Regions from separate parts of the Homo sapiens genome. Here region 1 is linked to region 2. A link is a loop called in an ENCODE intact Hi-C map of the cell type or tissue named here. Cell type or tissue: PC-3. All regions are shown on one strand. Each heading gives the region's core, and the rest is flanking DNA. Links, peaks and the distances in the headings are about the cores only. Region 1 has its middle 13 kb from the start of LINC02549. Region 2 has its middle 140 kb from the start of ADGRB3-DT.

Evidence for each region. Hi-C counts contacts between places; a loop is a spot of excess contacts. Peaks named below come from ENCODE experiments on the same cell type or tissue, not always from the same donor. Only the 100,000 strongest peaks of a DNase experiment are listed, where the experiment ranks them.
Region 1: a loop joins it to region 2, with 16 times the contacts of the local background. A loop is called at or near these places in 2 of 110 quality-filtered maps.

Annotation. Positions count from the first base shown.
Region 1 is chr6:68,339,024-68,347,374 of GRCh38, forward strand. No RefSeq gene overlaps it. Among named protein-coding and RNA genes, the nearest start is that of LINC02549, 13 kb to the left of the region's middle. In PC-3, for the core only: a CTCF peak has its summit at 5,083 (motif pointing right); a DNase peak (open chromatin) is centred at 5,108.
Region 2 is chr6:68,494,517-68,502,867 of GRCh38, forward strand. No RefSeq gene overlaps it. Among named protein-coding and RNA genes, the nearest start is that of ADGRB3-DT, 140 kb to the right of the region's middle. In PC-3, for the core only: a CTCF peak has its summit at 3,683; a DNase peak (open chromatin) is centred at 3,655.

The DNA of each region.
Region 1 (8,351 bases), core at 276-8,275, 160 kb before region 2:
TTTTAGAGAATGCTTTTGGAAAACTTTTTATTATGGGCTGAAGTTACCTGACAGTATTTTATAGTCCTTCTGCCTCTCATGAAGACATGACAGCTGGAGCTACAGTGATTACCAATGGCAATGAGATGGTCTTGAGGATGAAAGTCACTTGCAAAGTATGTTGAGCAGAGAAGAGATAGCCTGAGTGTTGTGGCATTATGGAGTCATCACACCTACCCTACATTATTTACTTTTTCACATTTTAGTTTATTTCACTGAGTTTTTTTTTTTTCATGTCTGTTGCTAGTAACAAAATGCAATACCAAATTGATAGACAATGCTCTTTCTCAGAAGACTGTCATCTAACTGGTGTTATTTAGTACTTTTTTCCCATGAATACATGCCTAAATATCTTTCCTTGACATGTAAAAAGGGAACCTAGAGAAATATTGTTATTTTCTGGCTTTTCTGAAGGTCCTGTCTATCCTCTGGATGACTGACATCCAACATGACCATAAAGGAGAACCTAATCACTATTCATAAGCATTACAGAAGCATGTACAACATTCTTCCTGTACTGAGTAAAAGATACCCTGTGATCAATTAATTAGGGAGCTTCAACATTTAGAATAAGTGTAATCATTGGCACATTTACTTAAATCATTTGATTTAAGAGACATTCTTCATGCACCTGTAATTTGATCAAGGTGACTTAAGAATGCTTTTAGGGAGGCATGACTGGACTTGACTGTAACTAAGGAAACACATATTAAAATAATTACATTTAACTGTGTTCATAGAGCTTGAAGAATATATGAAGAGAAGGGAGATAGACTAAAAATAAATGAAAGAATGGGACTGAAAGTTAAAATATGATAATGTTCTGAGCATTAGTCACTGGAGAATGTGCCTAATTTAAATAATTAAATTTGTGTTCTCTGTGAGCTTCATTAGCACAAGTCCAATTCTGACTGTTAGGCTGTAATGAAATCACCAAAATAGTGCCACCCTGTTGGGATATCTTTGACTGGACAGCTGGCAATTCTCAAGTGATTTCTCTCAGTCCCTGGCATTCAGTATCCTCAAACAGACCACCCCTACAGAAACATGACTTTGCTCAACAGTCTTCATAAATCAGTTTTATTCAAATTGTAACCTATTTATTCCAAAACCCATATAAAAATATAATGTATGGAGAGAACAGGATTGTTTTGTCATTCTCATTCTTAACTTCTATAAATCTCTTCTAATTGTTCATTTTCTTATTATCTGGCTTTAGTTCTTCCATCACTTATAAAATGTAACCATTTATCCAAGGTTCAGTTCTTGGATGATGCCCTTCATCATAAAACATCCTCCAGTTATTAAAAACAAAACCCTAAGAACTACAACTTCATCTCCTTACTCTCCTTTTCAGTTAAATTCCTCTGGAGCTGCTATACTTGTTGTCTTCAATCATTTTTCCTTTCTCTACTTAATCCACCCTCATCCAACTTTAACCTCTCCATGAAACTGCTATGTAAACATCAGGAGTGCCCTTCATGTTGCTAAATGCAAAGGTCAGTGTTCTTTCTTCATCTTCCCTGATCTAACATCAGATTTCCAAACAGTTTATCACCCCCTCCTTATCAAAATACTCTCTAGCTCTTTATTTTCCAGGACCCTATATATATTTGAGGTCACTTATAACTCAACAATTCCTCCTTATTAGGTACTTCTGCTAATTTATTCTCTTCTCTCCAATCCTTCATACTGGTGTGTCTGGGGTTGAGTCTTGATCCTCTTTTGTTCGCTATCAATACTCATTCCCCTGGTATTCTGAGGACTTGAAATACCATGTCCATTATCATCTCATTTCTGCTGCTCAATAGCAGTGAAAACATGCATAAGTTGCTTATCCTTTCCATTAATCACTTTCCTTATTTGTAATATAGAAGCAAAATACAAATTTACCTCTTTTTTTTGTTCTTCAAGGCTGTTCTCCCACTGTCTCTACCTTGTAAAATGGTTGTGTAAATTAAATATTAATGTATTTAAATTTATCTTGGCACACGGTAGGAGTGTAAGCTAGAAAAAAGGGTGACAGACTAGGGAGAAAGGTTAGCAAGAGAATTTGCTCTTCAGATGTGACCCAAAGTGTTCACATCCATTGATCTGAGATTGCCATTCTTGCTTCTTCTCTGAAGAGCCTCTGTGACTTTGAATGACACATTTAATGCCCGGGCCTTGGTTTTCTTTCCAATAAAAGGAAGGGACTGATCTAGATGACTTCCCAGATCCCTAATATCACTAAAGATTCGTGCTTCTCTTGAGTCTTCAGGATCAGGGCAAAGTTTCACACCAAAACCAGTCCTTGGCCTTTGAACATGACTGTTCCAGGATGATATTTATTTTTCACATTGTTTCTAAAGGATATTCAGAGGGAGGGTGAGATTTGCAGTTCAGCATTGGTTAGGAAATGAGAAAGGAGCTGATGTTCATCCTCGTTACCTGGTATGACTTCTGGATGGTGAGAATCCTTGAAAAGAAATAAAAGGACAATAATGAGTAAGACAAGAATAATAATATTAATAAAAGCAGGAGTGATATTCAATATATCACAGTATTAGCACAATATTAACAGTAGGAATGGCATGGGCACTGACAATGAGAATATCTTTCAGGTACGTAGGTATATTCCTGCTAAATGCCACCTCTGAGTGTAGGGAATTTTTGCAGGATTAACAAAGGTCAATTAAGATAAACTAGATGAAGGAAAAAATAAGGAGAAATTGCTATTAGCTCACTCTGAGAATAGTTAGAAGTTTAAATTTTAATAAGATCTGGAAAGAAAATATATTAAATTCTCTAGCTTATTAGTCCTTTAAAAATATTTTGTGACTCACAAAATTGCACATTACATATTCTGCACTTGGAGCCACCAAGATGGTCATCTAACTTTTTAAAATATGACTGTGAATGTGCTATTGTTTCTACATTACAAACAAGGACAGTGATGCACTGAGAGGTTAGGCAACACATGCATGTTCTCAAAGGTAGTGAGCAGCAGAAATAGATGATACTTCAGGTATTCTAGTTTCTGGGTCCCTCTCTTAGATTTGTACCAGCCATTTCTTCTCACTGTACATTTCTGCTTACTACTCTTTTTGAAAAATGCTTTAGATAGAGGACTGAGAATGCCCTCTAACAGCAAACAGTATAGCTATTTCAGGGGAAAGGTTTGTTTTGATCACTCAGTATTAGAAAACCTATTTTGATCTCAGTAGAAATGAATTTATTTGGCAACTTCATTAAATTCTGCACATTTATTTTTCTGGCAGTGTAACTCTAGTGAGGTAGAGGCCTCTTAGATTGGCATTCAGCTTCCTGTCTCTCATTTCTACTCCCTTGTACTATAAGGTAGTAGCAGCTTGAATACTTCTGAGCCTCTCAACAGCTGATGCTCCTGTACACTCTCTGCCACTTGGCTACTGGCTTCTGGCAGCTTGCACTGGCAAATATGGTCCCCACTGTTTCTAGGCTCGGAGGAGCAAATGCATATAGCATGGTGGTTAAGAGCACAAATTCTATTGCCAGATTTCTGGGATTCAAATTCCTACTCTGACACTTACTATGTGGGTATGACTTTGGGTAAGATACATATTTTCATATCTCAGATTTTTTTAATCTGTAAAATTAGGATCATAATAGTCCATAGCTCATATAATTGTTGTAAAGATTAAATAAGTTCATCAGTCTATGGTGCTTAGCAAGTGCTCAGCAAGTCCACACAATGATTTATTATTAAGCTTCAGTTAATTTGCTAACGCTAACATTTTCATAGAAACTTCAGTTTGCTTTTGAATTTTTTTATTCTAGAAACAAAACCTTTTTAAAATTGCTAATATGCTATGAATAAAGATAACATACCAATATAGTATTAAAAAATTGTACATTGTGTAAGTTCTTATTATTCAGTATGCCTCTCTTTTAAGTAGTAGCCCTTCCAACCCTGCATTTCAGTGATTATTACGATTTTGCGTTATTTTGATTGCAAACACACACAATTGAAACTTCATTCCCAATATTTCACTTTTACAATTAGAATATAATGATTCTGTGCTTTGTATTTTTCTATATATATTTAAAAATAAACCTGTTTCAATGACTGGCATTAATAATATTAAAATGCAACTGTCGTGCTAATGCTTAGGAAATTTTTTTAAATGGGTTTTAAGCATGCATCAGTTATCAAGGAGACATGCCAAGGTGGCTCAGTTGATTTTTGGTGATACTAAGGAAGTTCCTGACTCCTGGTCCTGCAACGGAATAAAAAAGAAGCCAGACTGCCTTTGACACTCACTGGGATATTCATCATCATTTCAATAAGGGAGGATGGAAAAGGTGATTACTTCAGAAGCTCATTATCTTTCTCCAGTCCTTATGCCTATAATTCCAGTACTTGCCAATCCCGAGCAAGATTTTCCAGTTTAAAAATATGGCCAATATTTTCATAAGTCCTGCGTTTTATAGGCTACTGTTAGGAGCTGAAATAAAGAAGGAAAGCACTGGGACGTTTTCATGGTCAGAATATTGGTATGATTTTCTTTCCTTGAAAATAGAAGTGAAGTTCAGGATTAGACTGTGAATATATTTAGCCCTAAATATATTATGAATCGAAGCTTTCTTTATACTGGTCAGCAAAACTAAGAAGCCAGAGAAATGTTCTAATCTAATCTATCAGGTACAATACTCTAAGTAAGTTAAGGTAGCTACAATTAAAATAATTCAATCAATATTAATTAACCCTCCCCCACTTTATGTACATTTCTTTGGCAGAGGCTTAAGAGGAAATAGACCAATGAGGTATAAGCTCTGCTTTTATGCCAATGTATTTAGGAAAAATAAATGGTGAAAATTGATCCTAATCTAATTAGTAGAATCTGGAGAGACTTTTTAAATGCCTGAGCCCTGTTCACAAATCAGGACTACTAGGATTAGACCATCCCTATCATAGGCTGAACTAAAATCCAAACCTAAGCCTCCAGCTCTCCCTGGCTTTAGAGATAGGGGCCTGCATAGGTAAAGCATCCTTCAAAAGGAGCCATTAACACCACTTCCACCAGAGGGTGCAGTCTTCCTGAGACAAAGGAAGCCAGAACAAACTCCTCCTCTAGAACCAGTGACGGAAGAATGAAATGGAAAGAGCTGTACATTTCATGACACATAAATTCTTTTCTTTTGGCTCATGAACCCAATAAACTCAAATTTCTTTGAGTTTTAAAACCCTTTGATTGTAAGTATTTTCAGCAGGTTTTCTTTCTTCATCATATAGTTATTGCAAAGTCTGATGTATGAGGCATTGGGCTAGGTGTGAAGATCCAAGAGTCAGTCAAGGAAACATGATTGGATACATAAGGTAGTAGAATTTTCAGACAAAAAACAGCTTCTACCGTTTAGGTACCTGTTGTTAAAATGTGCTTAATTTAGTTGACCATTGTTAGGTCAGGAAAAGTTGAAATTCACTATACAAAGTGAATTTCAAATCTTCCTAACCTATAAGAGTTTGTACTTGTAAACATAATATTAATATGTTCTATAATCTGGCCCCAAATTTTTACCCCAAAGGTATTTGGTATAATATCTGAAAAAGTGTTCATTCTAGTTAGACTAAATTCTCAATCCAATTAAAATGGACTGTCTCACCGCACACCTTACATTGGATGACTTTGCACAATGTGGTTACCTCAGCCTGGAATCCCTCTTCCTATTCCTCCAACCTTTCAAGTCCTAAAAACCAGCTCAAATTTTATGTAATCCATGAGTAATTCTCCAAGTGAAAGAAATTTATTTGAGTTTAAAAACCCTTTGGTTAAAGTATTTTTAGCAGGTTTTCATTCTTCATCAAATAGTTTTTGCAAACTCTAATGTATGAAGCATTGGGCTATGTGTGAAGATACAACAGTCAATGAAACATAATTAGACATAAAGCCTAGTGGAGTTTTCAGACAAGCAAGCAAATCACTATGATACATATGTATTTGTAGTTATAACATAGGGTTCTAGGCAACTAAAAGACAGTCATACATCCCAGGTTCAGGGTGTCAGGAAAGACTACCTTGAAGACATGAAGCCAAGGTGCCTAGGACTTAGCAAATCATTGGTTGAAATAATTAATGAGCTCCAAGTTAGAATTCTGATTATGCCAATTTGCTGCTCAAAAACTTGTAATGACTCCTTATATTATACAAAATAGAACCTATGCTGCTAAGCACTTATAGCTGCACAGGAGTTAGTCAAATGAATAGGGGCCCAGGAATGGGAAGGAAGAATATTTGTGGCATAAGAAAAGCCTGAAGGAGAAAGAGCATGGCACACAGGGTAGTGGGCATACTTTCTCACCCTCCTAACCCACCACATAATAAAACAGGCTTTTTTTGCCTTTGCGTAAAAATACTGTAGCATCTTTAAAAAAAAATCTTCACCACGAGATGGTAAGTTTTTTACTTGAAAGAAGTTGTTATATTCTTCAGAATGTCATATACAAACAGCCTAGGACACTGATCAATTAATTGCCTTGAATTTGATTAAATATTATACAATATCATTGTTGAAAGGAGAAAGGATCACTATATAGGAAAATTAGATATTTTCTCTTTATATACTTTATATGCTGTCAAATGCTATCAATTATTAATTAATATTGAATTTAGCTTCTGTGCTTTCCAGAAATTATTTTAACTTACTCTCCACTCTGATGAGTCCAGTTTTTGTACATAGCCAACTACAATGGTTTCTATCTGTCAGAGCTCTCCACTTACAATGTCAGAAGTTGATGTAATGTTTAATGCTTCAGGCGTCAAAAGTCTTTCATCTTTCCAGACTATACTGAGCTAGAACTTTATCCCTTCTTTCTGTAGGGTCAGTGAAAAATGTAATTCCATCTATATTCACTTTTACTGTGGTTTAAAACATGAGCTATAACCTAGGAAAACATGTGGTGGTCACTTAGCAAATATCACCGCTGTCACACTTCTTTTCCCTAGAGTGACATTAATGCCTCTTCGATAATGCCTCTCATAAGCTTCTGTTTCTTATTGGTCTTACCTTTCTTCTTTTACTTTTTTTGAATGAAGAATACAAATAAATTTTTGGGTTTTTTTTTCTGAACCAGTTGTGAGTAGTTTAAAAATTTGATATTCCATCAATCCCAAACTCTTGTGTGCAATTCCTGAAAACAAGGACATTTTCTAACATAACCACAATATGACCATCAAAATCAGGAAGTTAACACTGGAAAACAAATATCGTCTGTTATAAGATGAATTGTATTCCTCTCCTCAACATTCATACATTGAAGTACCAACCCTCAGTACCTCAGGATGTGATTCTATTTGGAGATAAGGCTTCTAAAGAGGAAATTAAGATGAGGCCTGTCTAATCCAATCTGATGAGTGTCCTTATGAGAAGAGAAAATTCAGACACGAAAAGAGACACTAGGGGTGCAGATGCACAGAGAAATGATTACGTAAACAAGCAACAAGAAGAAGAAATCTGCAAGCCAAAAAGAAAAGCCTCAGAAGATACCAACATTGCTAGCACCTTGATCTTGGAAATCCAGCTTCTAGTGCTATGAAAAAAAGTAGTTTTTTAATTGTTTAAGCTATCCAGTCTGTTATTTTGTTATGGAAGTCCTAGCAAGCTAATATACCAATGAATATACAAACCCCATTCAAGTATTTTAAGTTGTCCAATAATAAAATGTATAGTGAAATATCCAAACAATTGTCAACTGTATTTAGTCATGGTTCTTTATTCTCAATAAATCTGGAACAGTGGCTCGTTCTTCCATTGACTTTCATGATTGTAACACTTGAAGAATAGACTTGCAGAGCTATTTTATAGAAATACATTTAATTTCTCTTATAATTTCTCATGATTAGATTCAGGCAATACATACTAATTTAGTCTCTGAATCCTGTGTTGTACTTTGACCCAGTGCTTGTGATATGAAGTTGATCATTTGATTAGGCTTTTGTTTGCTGTGATTATGTAATTTAAAGGTAGTCCTTTTCCTTTTATAATTATTTAAGTTTGTTGTTGGTGTGTTATTTTTCATGGGGAAATAGTTTGAGACTATGTATGTATCCTGGTTGCTATACTTTGGATGTTGTACCCTCCAATCTTTATGTTGAAATTTAATTCCCAGTGCAGAGGTGTTGAAAGATGAGGCTTAGTGGAAGGTGTTTGGGACATAGGAGTGGATTCCTTATGAATAGACTAATGTCCTCTCTCAGGGGTAAGAGAGTTCTTGCAAGAGGCCTGGTTGTTTAAAAGTGCCTAGCATCTCGCTCCTCTCTTGCTTGATTACTCTCTTGCTGTGTGGTATTTGC
Region 2 (8,351 bases), core at 34-8,033:
GACCAAGGCAGAAGGCAGGTGATTTCTGCATTTCCAACTGAGGTACCCTGTTCATCTCATTGGGACTGGTTAGGCAGTGGATGCAGCCCACAGAAAGAGAGCAGAAGCAGAGTGGGGCGCCTCACCCGGGGAAGTACAAGGAGCAGGAGGCCTCCCTTTCCTAGCCAAGGGAAGCCATGAGGGACTGTGCTATCCAGCCCAGATACTATGCTTTTGCCACGTTTTTTGCAATCTGCAGACCCAGAGATTCCCTCATGTGCCCACACCACCAGGGCCCTGGGTATCAAGCACAAAACTGGGTGGATGTTCAGGTAGACACTGAGCTAGCTGCAGGAGTTTTTTTTTTTTTTTCAATACCCCAGAGGCACCTGGAACCCCAGCAAGACAGAACCATTCACTCCCCTGGAAAGGAGGATGAAGCCAGGGAGCCAGGTGGTCTCGCTCAGCAGGTCCCACTCCCATGGAGCCCAGCAAGCTAAGAACCACTGGCTTGAAATTCTCTTTGCCAGCACAGCAGTCTGAAGTCCACCTGGGATGACTGAGCTTGGTGGGGGGAGGGGCGTCATCCATTACTGAGGCTTGAGTAGGCAGTTTTCCCCTGACAGTAATAAGGACTGGGCGGAACTCAACACAGCAAGGCAAAGTGGCTGTGGCCAGACTGCCTCTCTAGATTCCTCTTCACTGGGCAGGGCATCTCTGAAAGAAAGGCAGCAGCCCCAGTATTAAACTCCCATCTCCCTGGGACAGAGCACCTGGGGGAAAGGGTGGCTGTGGGCGCAGCTTCAGCAGACTTAAACATTCCTGCCCACTGGCTTGAAGAGAGCAGTGGATCCTGACAAGGAGGGTTCTCCCAGCACAGTGCTGGAGCTCTCCTAAGGGACAGACTGCCTCCTCAGGTGGGTCCCTGACCCCCATGCCTCCTAACTGGGAGAAAACTCCCAACAGGAGTTGACAGACACCTCATACAGGAGAGCTCCAGCTGGCATCTGGCGGGCTCCCCTCTGGGATAAAGCCTCCAGAGGAAAGATCAGGCAGCAGCCTTTGCTGTTCTGCAGCCTCCTCTGGTGAAACCCAGGCAAACAGGGTCTGGAGTTGACCTCCAGCAAACTCCAGCAGACTTGCAGAAGAGGGGCTTGTTAGAAAAAAACTTACAAATGGAAAGCAATAACATCAACATCAACAACAAAAGGACCCCCACACACAGAAACTCCATCCAAAGGTCATCAGCCTCAAAGATCAAAGGTAGATAAATCCACGAAGCTGAGGAAAAAACAGCGCACAAAGTCTGAAATTTACAAAAACCAGAATGCCTCTTCTCCTCCAAACAATTGCAGCTCCTTTCCAGCAAGGGCAAAAAACTGGACAGAGAATGAGTTTGACGAATTGACAGAAGTAGGCTTCTGAAAGTGGGTAATAACAAACTCCTCTGAGCTAAAGGGGCATGTTCTAACCCAATGCAAGTAAACTAAGAACCTTGACAAAAGGTTACAGGAACTGCTAACTAGAATAAACAGTCTAGAGAACATAAATGACCTGATGGAGCTGAAAAGCACAGCACGACAACTTTGTGAAGCATACACAAGTATCGATAGCTGGATGAAGCAGAAGAAAGGATATCAGATAAAAACATAAAATGTTTTATCTCAATCATTTTTAAAGTTTTTTTGAAAAATTTAATAAAAAATATGCCTCCAATCTTAATGGAATTAAATTAGAAATCAATAACAAAAAGATAATTGGAAGATCCATAGGTATTTTTAAATTAAATAACATATCTAAATGATCCTAAGTCAAAGACAAAACCAAAGGAAAATTACAGAATATTTTGAACTGGATTACTAAGAAAGTGTAACATATTAAATTTTGTGAAAGGCTGCAAAACAGTATTAGGGTGAAATTTATTGCATTAAATAGCTTTATTAAAAAAAATGAGTTGTCTTGAGTCAATGACTTCAGCTCTACCTTAAAAAGGCAGTAAAAGAAGAGGTAATTAAAACCAAGTAAGTAGAAGAAAGGAACTAATAACAATGAGAGAGGAAAATAACATAATTTAAAAAAAAACAGGAAAACAAAGGAGAAAAACCATAGAAACCAAAGTCTTGCTATTTGAGAACAATAAAATTGACAAATATCTGCCATGTTAGAACAAAAAGACAAAAATACATATTATCATTTTAGAAATAGAAGAAATGATGTTACTACATATTCTACAGCTATTAAATGGTCAATCCAAAAACATGATGCTCCTGAATTTAATCATATATGGAATTAATATATTTCTTAAAACATAGACTTTAAAAGCTCACTGTGGAAAGCCTGTACAAACAATGCTGAGAAACTACAAAACAGTGTGGAGAAAAATTAAAGATTACCTAAGTAAGTGAAGAGGTATACCTTGTTCATGGATTAGAAGACTCAATATTGTTGAGATATTAATTATTCCCAAATTAATCTGTTGACTCAATGCATTGCCAATCAAAATCCAAGCACAATTACTGGTAGAATTTGACAAACTGGTAGTCCACATGGAAATGGGAAGGTCTGAGAGCAGCCAAAAACAATTTCGATAAAGACAAGCAAAGTTAGTGGAATAGTAGTTATCAAGACAGTGTTGTATTGTCATAAAGATAGACAAATTGAGTAACAGAATATAAAAAATAATCCAGATGAAATACTCACATATTTATAAACAACTTCTTATTGACAAGGGTACAAAGGCAATTCAGTTGAAAAGGATAATCTTTTCAACAATTTTTGCTTAAACAATTTGATATCCATATCAAAAAATGAATAAACACATTCTTGTTCATATCTCTCACATCACACTAAAATTAACCCAAAATATAAAAAAGACATAAGTTTAAATCATATAAAACTATGACATTTCTATAGGAAGGCACAGGAGAAAATCTTTGTTAAGATTAGTTAGGCAAGGCCAAGTGCAGTGGCTCATGCCTATAATCCCAGCACTATGGGAGGCCGAGGCAGGTGGATTACCTGAGGTTAGGAGTTCAAGACCAGCCTGACCAATATGGTGAAACCCCGACTCTACTAAAAATACAACAATTAGCCAAGTGTGGTGGGGAGCACCTGTTTTCCCAGCTACTTGGGAGGCTGAGACAGGAGAATTGCTTGAACCAGGGAGGCGAAGGTTGCAGTGAGCTGAGGTCGTGCCACTGCATTCCAGCCTGGGCGACAGAGTGAGACTCTGTCTCAAAAAAAAAAAAAAAAAAAAAAAAAAATTAGTTAGGCAAAGATTTCTTAGCTATTACACCAGAGCATAATTCACAAAAAAAGCAAATTGATAAATTTGGCTTCCTCAAAATTGAAAAGGTTTGTTCTTCAAAAAAAACAAAAACAAAAAAAACACTATTAAGAGAATGAAATGACAAGCCACAGATAGGTAAAAATATTTGAAAATTATATATGTGATAAAGGACTATGTCCAGAATATAAAAATAACCCTCAAACTTAGTAATAAGAAATCAAACAACAGAATTTTATAAATAAAGTATCTGAAGACACTTCATCAAAGGAAATATTCAAACAACCACATGAAACCATGCCAATGTCATTAGTCATTAGAAATATGAAAATTAAGGCAACCATGAAATACCATTACACATGCATCAGAATGGCTAGAATTAAGAAGCAAACCATAATAGTTTTTGGCAAGATAGAGAAACTGGAACTCTTATACACCCTTCTGGGAACATAAAATATTACAACCAGTTTGGAAACCAGTTTGGCAGTTTCTTAAAATGTAAAACATACATTTACGGTACAGTCTAATCATTCTCCTCATAGGTATTTACCTACATGAAATAAAAGTATACATCTGAGCTGGGCTTGGTGGCTCACACCTATAATCCCAGCTACTCAGGGAACTGAATGGGAGGATTACTTGAGGGCAGGAGTTCAAGACCAAACTGGATAGCATAGCAAGACCCTCTCTCTAAAAAACATTTTTTTTAAAAAAACTAGCTGGTCATGGTGGTGCAGAATTAGCCAGGCATGTGACTCTATTCCCAACTATGCAGAAGACCAAGCAGGAAGATCACTTGAGCCCAGCAGTTCAAGGTTGCATTGAGTTATGATCATGCCACTGCACTCAAGCGTAAGTGACAGAGTGAGACCCCGTCTCTAAATAACAACAACAAAATCTATATCTATACAAAGAGCTAAGCACAAATGTTCATAACAGTTTGGTGTAATAGCCAAGACAAAATCTAACTGCAAATTAGGCAACTTCTACTGTTCTCTTATCTGTTTTCCATGTACAAACACAACCATTCCATTTTGCCATTCAACTTAGTACCCCTTCACCTTCCTCCTCCATTGTTTTCTGCATCCCAAATAGATATCATTAGTTTGTGAAAACCAAATGGAGAAATTGTCTAATGCTCTTAAATATTTTTAACAAAAATTAGTCTTTAAGTTTCTTTTTATTTTTCATATTAGTTGTTAAGTTTTCCCATCATTTTTTGTGTGGTATAATCACACATCATAATGTTAAAGGGCATCACTTATTTTAAGGGTAAATGTAAAAATGGAATGTATCTGTAACTGATAATATAATTTTGAAATAACAGCATGAATCTTACCATATATGCAATGTCTGCACTCAACACTCAAGTGAATTAAAAGAAAGTGAAAAAGTAAAGGTCTATTTTAATAGCTTTGGCTTCTCGTGACAATTTTGTGTTTTGTTTTACCCAATATCATACATATATCAAGTAAGATGTCCACACTTCTAGGTTCAGGTAGTATTTTAAGACTCCTAACATGTCTTGATTTGATGTCTGCTGATTATTAGTCTTAGGATTGTTGTTGTAGAAAAGAGGAATCTGAAAAGAAGGGATTGGGTAAAGAACAAAGTGTAATGTTGTGTATTTCTATACTCAAATATGTTTTCAGTTATATGTATGTGTGCATTTATTTTAAGGCAGAGATAAAATATCTTAAAATACAGCTATAGGAAATTATTAACATGAATTTACAGTTAGTTAATACTGGACACTGTTGGTAAGTCCATAAAAATTAAATTTGTAATTTTTCCTTCCTCTTTATTCTATTTCTGTTACACACACAGGCACACACACACACACACACACACACTCTCCCCCTAAATATTTTTAGTTGATTTGATGTCTTTGATCACAAACTCTGATAACAAACTCTGGAAATCTACATCTGCTTTCTTTCTGAATTAAAACAAAATCTTGATTGATCCAAGCAGCTGACTAGGTTCATTACAGTTTCAGATACAACATAAATTCTACCAAAGTATTTTGTGTTACTTGGAATACTACCACTGATCATTGCAAAATCACAACTTAGACATGATTCCAGAGTGATAGAACAGCTATGACGATACTGATTTAATGTAATTTCAAAGCCAACTATCAAAGGCTTTTCCCATTTCACATGTTTAATATTTCTAGGGAACCTATCAAACAGAAAACCAGGCTTATTAATTACCATATTTTGCTGAGTGTTTTATGTGTTCAAGGCATCATATGAAATGAGGTCCATTATCATAAAAATGCACTGATTTAATTTGTAATAATATTTCCTTCTAAAATTATAATACCCAAAGTTGTCTTTTTTATAGTTATTATTTTTACATTTGTCTTGGGATGTATGAAAGACAAAAGAGGTTCAGATGCTCCTCAACTTATGATGGGGGTACATCCTGAGAAGCCCATTTTAAGTTGAAAATATAGTAAATTGCAAAAGCATTTATTATACCTAACTTACCAAACATGATTAGCCTACCTTAAACATGCTTACAACACTTACATTAACATTCACTTTGACAAAAATCACCTAACAAAAAGCATATTTTATAATAAAGTGTTGAGTATCTCATGTAATTTATTCAATACTGTACTGAAAGTAAAAAATAGAATGTTTTCATGAGTCTCACTATTAACCTACACAGCTAAAAGCACACTGGGCCTAAAGAATGTTTAAAGCATTGAACTAAAATTATTTGCTGGATTATGGCGATGCAACAGCAACAGGGTCATCAATTTCTCTCTCTTCTATGAATTTTGAGAACAGCTAGTAGAACGTTCTTGGGTATTGATACTTGTTGATGGTTTAACTGGTATTGCATAGCTGACTAGGAGCTGCAGCTTGGTGCAGCTTCCCATAACAAGAAGAGAGTTGGCTTGTCGTTTTCACACCATTTTAAAGTAAAAAAAACCATAAGTCAGAGGCCAACTGTATAGAGAAAATTTCTCCTCCTTATTCATTGATAGTTTAATAGTATTGATTGCTACTTATTGATCATTAGCTACATTAACTGTATCCACTACAGAAGCATGTAGTGGAAGTCAGAGTTCTGTTAAGTAAAATGAAAATTAAAATAAAGCATATACTTTATACATAAGTCATCTTAATTTTAAATGACTTAAATAAAACTAGCTTAAGTAACTTTATATCTTTCCAATATGGAATATGGATCATTTCTCCCAATTCTCTTTTCCTGGTATTTAATGAACATGTGCTGAGTTCATATTAGTCACAAAATACCATAGTAGATATTTGGGAAGACTTGAATATGTATTTCTAACAATGTTGTTTTTTTTTTTTTGGTTGTGTCTTTAGCAAGCTCCACTTTGCTTTATCATTAGTTAACATGCATTATCATTGACAGATTTCTAAAGATGCCTATATTGCCTAAAGATTATTGGTATATTAGGATTCTTATGGCTAGTGCCAGAAACGCAAGAAAAATGAGTCACAAAAAGGAGGACTTTATTCACTCATTTAACCTAACAAATGGTCTGGTAGCCATAGCTGAGCCTCAGGAAAGTTGGGACACCATGTATGAATCCTCCCATAGATCCACAGATAAAGAAATTATGGCATACACACACACACACACACACACACACACACACACATACACACACACACAAATAAAACATTGAGACTTAATAAAAAATGAGATTCTGTCATTTGCAGCAACATGGATGGAGCTAGAGAACATTACAGTATGTGAAATCAGCCACCCACAGAAAGAAAAATGCTTCATGATCTTATTTATATGTAGAGCATTTTAAAAAGTTGACTACATAGAAACAGAGTAAAACAGTGATTACCAGAGTGGTGGCAGGGAAAGGTGTCCTGAGATATTGATCAAAGGGTACAAAGTTGCATTTATGTGGGATGGATAAGTTTAGATATCAAATGTACAACATGAAGGCTATATTTAATATTGTATTGTATACTGGTTATTTGCCAAGAAAGTGAGTTTTAGGTAATCTTACTACAAAATAAAAAGAAATGTGATGATGATTATGCTAATTTGCCTGACTGTAGTAATCACTTCACCATGTATATGTATCTATTGTACATTTCAAAATAGCAAGAAGAGAATAACTTGAATATTTAGCATAAAGAAAAGACAAATATTTAAGATAATGGACACCCCCTTTACCCAGATTTGATCTACAACTTATGTGAATGTATTAAATTACCATATTTAGCCCAAAACTGTGTACATCTATTATATATAAATTTTAAAACGTTTAGGAATTTTTGGAGGGTCATGACAGACGGGAGGCAGGACTAGGTTGCAGCTCTGACTTGAACAGACAGAGGAGAGTTTTGAGGCCCACATCTTGAATTTTTGCTCCAGAATGACAGCAGGGATAAATCAGGAGACCTGAGAGGGCCCACAGACCCCCTGAAGGAAGCAGATTGCTCCTGCAGGACCCAGGAGACACCCCACATACTGTGAGTGCCCAAACTGTGGAAGTGGGAAGTTCATCCACCCCCGGACACACCACCCCCCGCCCAATGGGGAAACTGAAGATCTAGATCAAGAGGAGATATTGATGTTACCTGAAGCTGAGTCAACTTGGAGAACTGAGGGAAATACGGGAGTAGGGGAAGCAGTGGTAAAAGCCTTGGGAGCTCACTGTGTCCCCTAGCAACCCATTTCTGCCTAGCCTCACAGGGGTCCTCCAGGAGGGTGGCCAGCGGCACTGGGAAAAGGCCACAGGGAAAAGGAAATCTTCAGCTGAACTATGTTACAATTTGAACTGATCAAGAAGCCTCCTGACCAGAACTTGGGGGAGGGCGTGAAGCTGGTGTGCAGACTCCACCGGTGGGGGTAGAAGAAAAGCCATATTTGCTTTCCCAGCTGGGAGGCAGGTAGCCTGGGGCAAGTTCTCAGCCCTGCTTGCCCACTGCCTGGAAACAGAATTGGTGCTGTTAGGGGTGGGACACAGTGGGAGTGAGACTGGCCCTTCAGATTGGGTGGGAGCTGGATATAAAGCTGTGACCACCAGCTTTCCCCCATTTCCCTGACAACCTGCATGACACAGTAAAGTTCG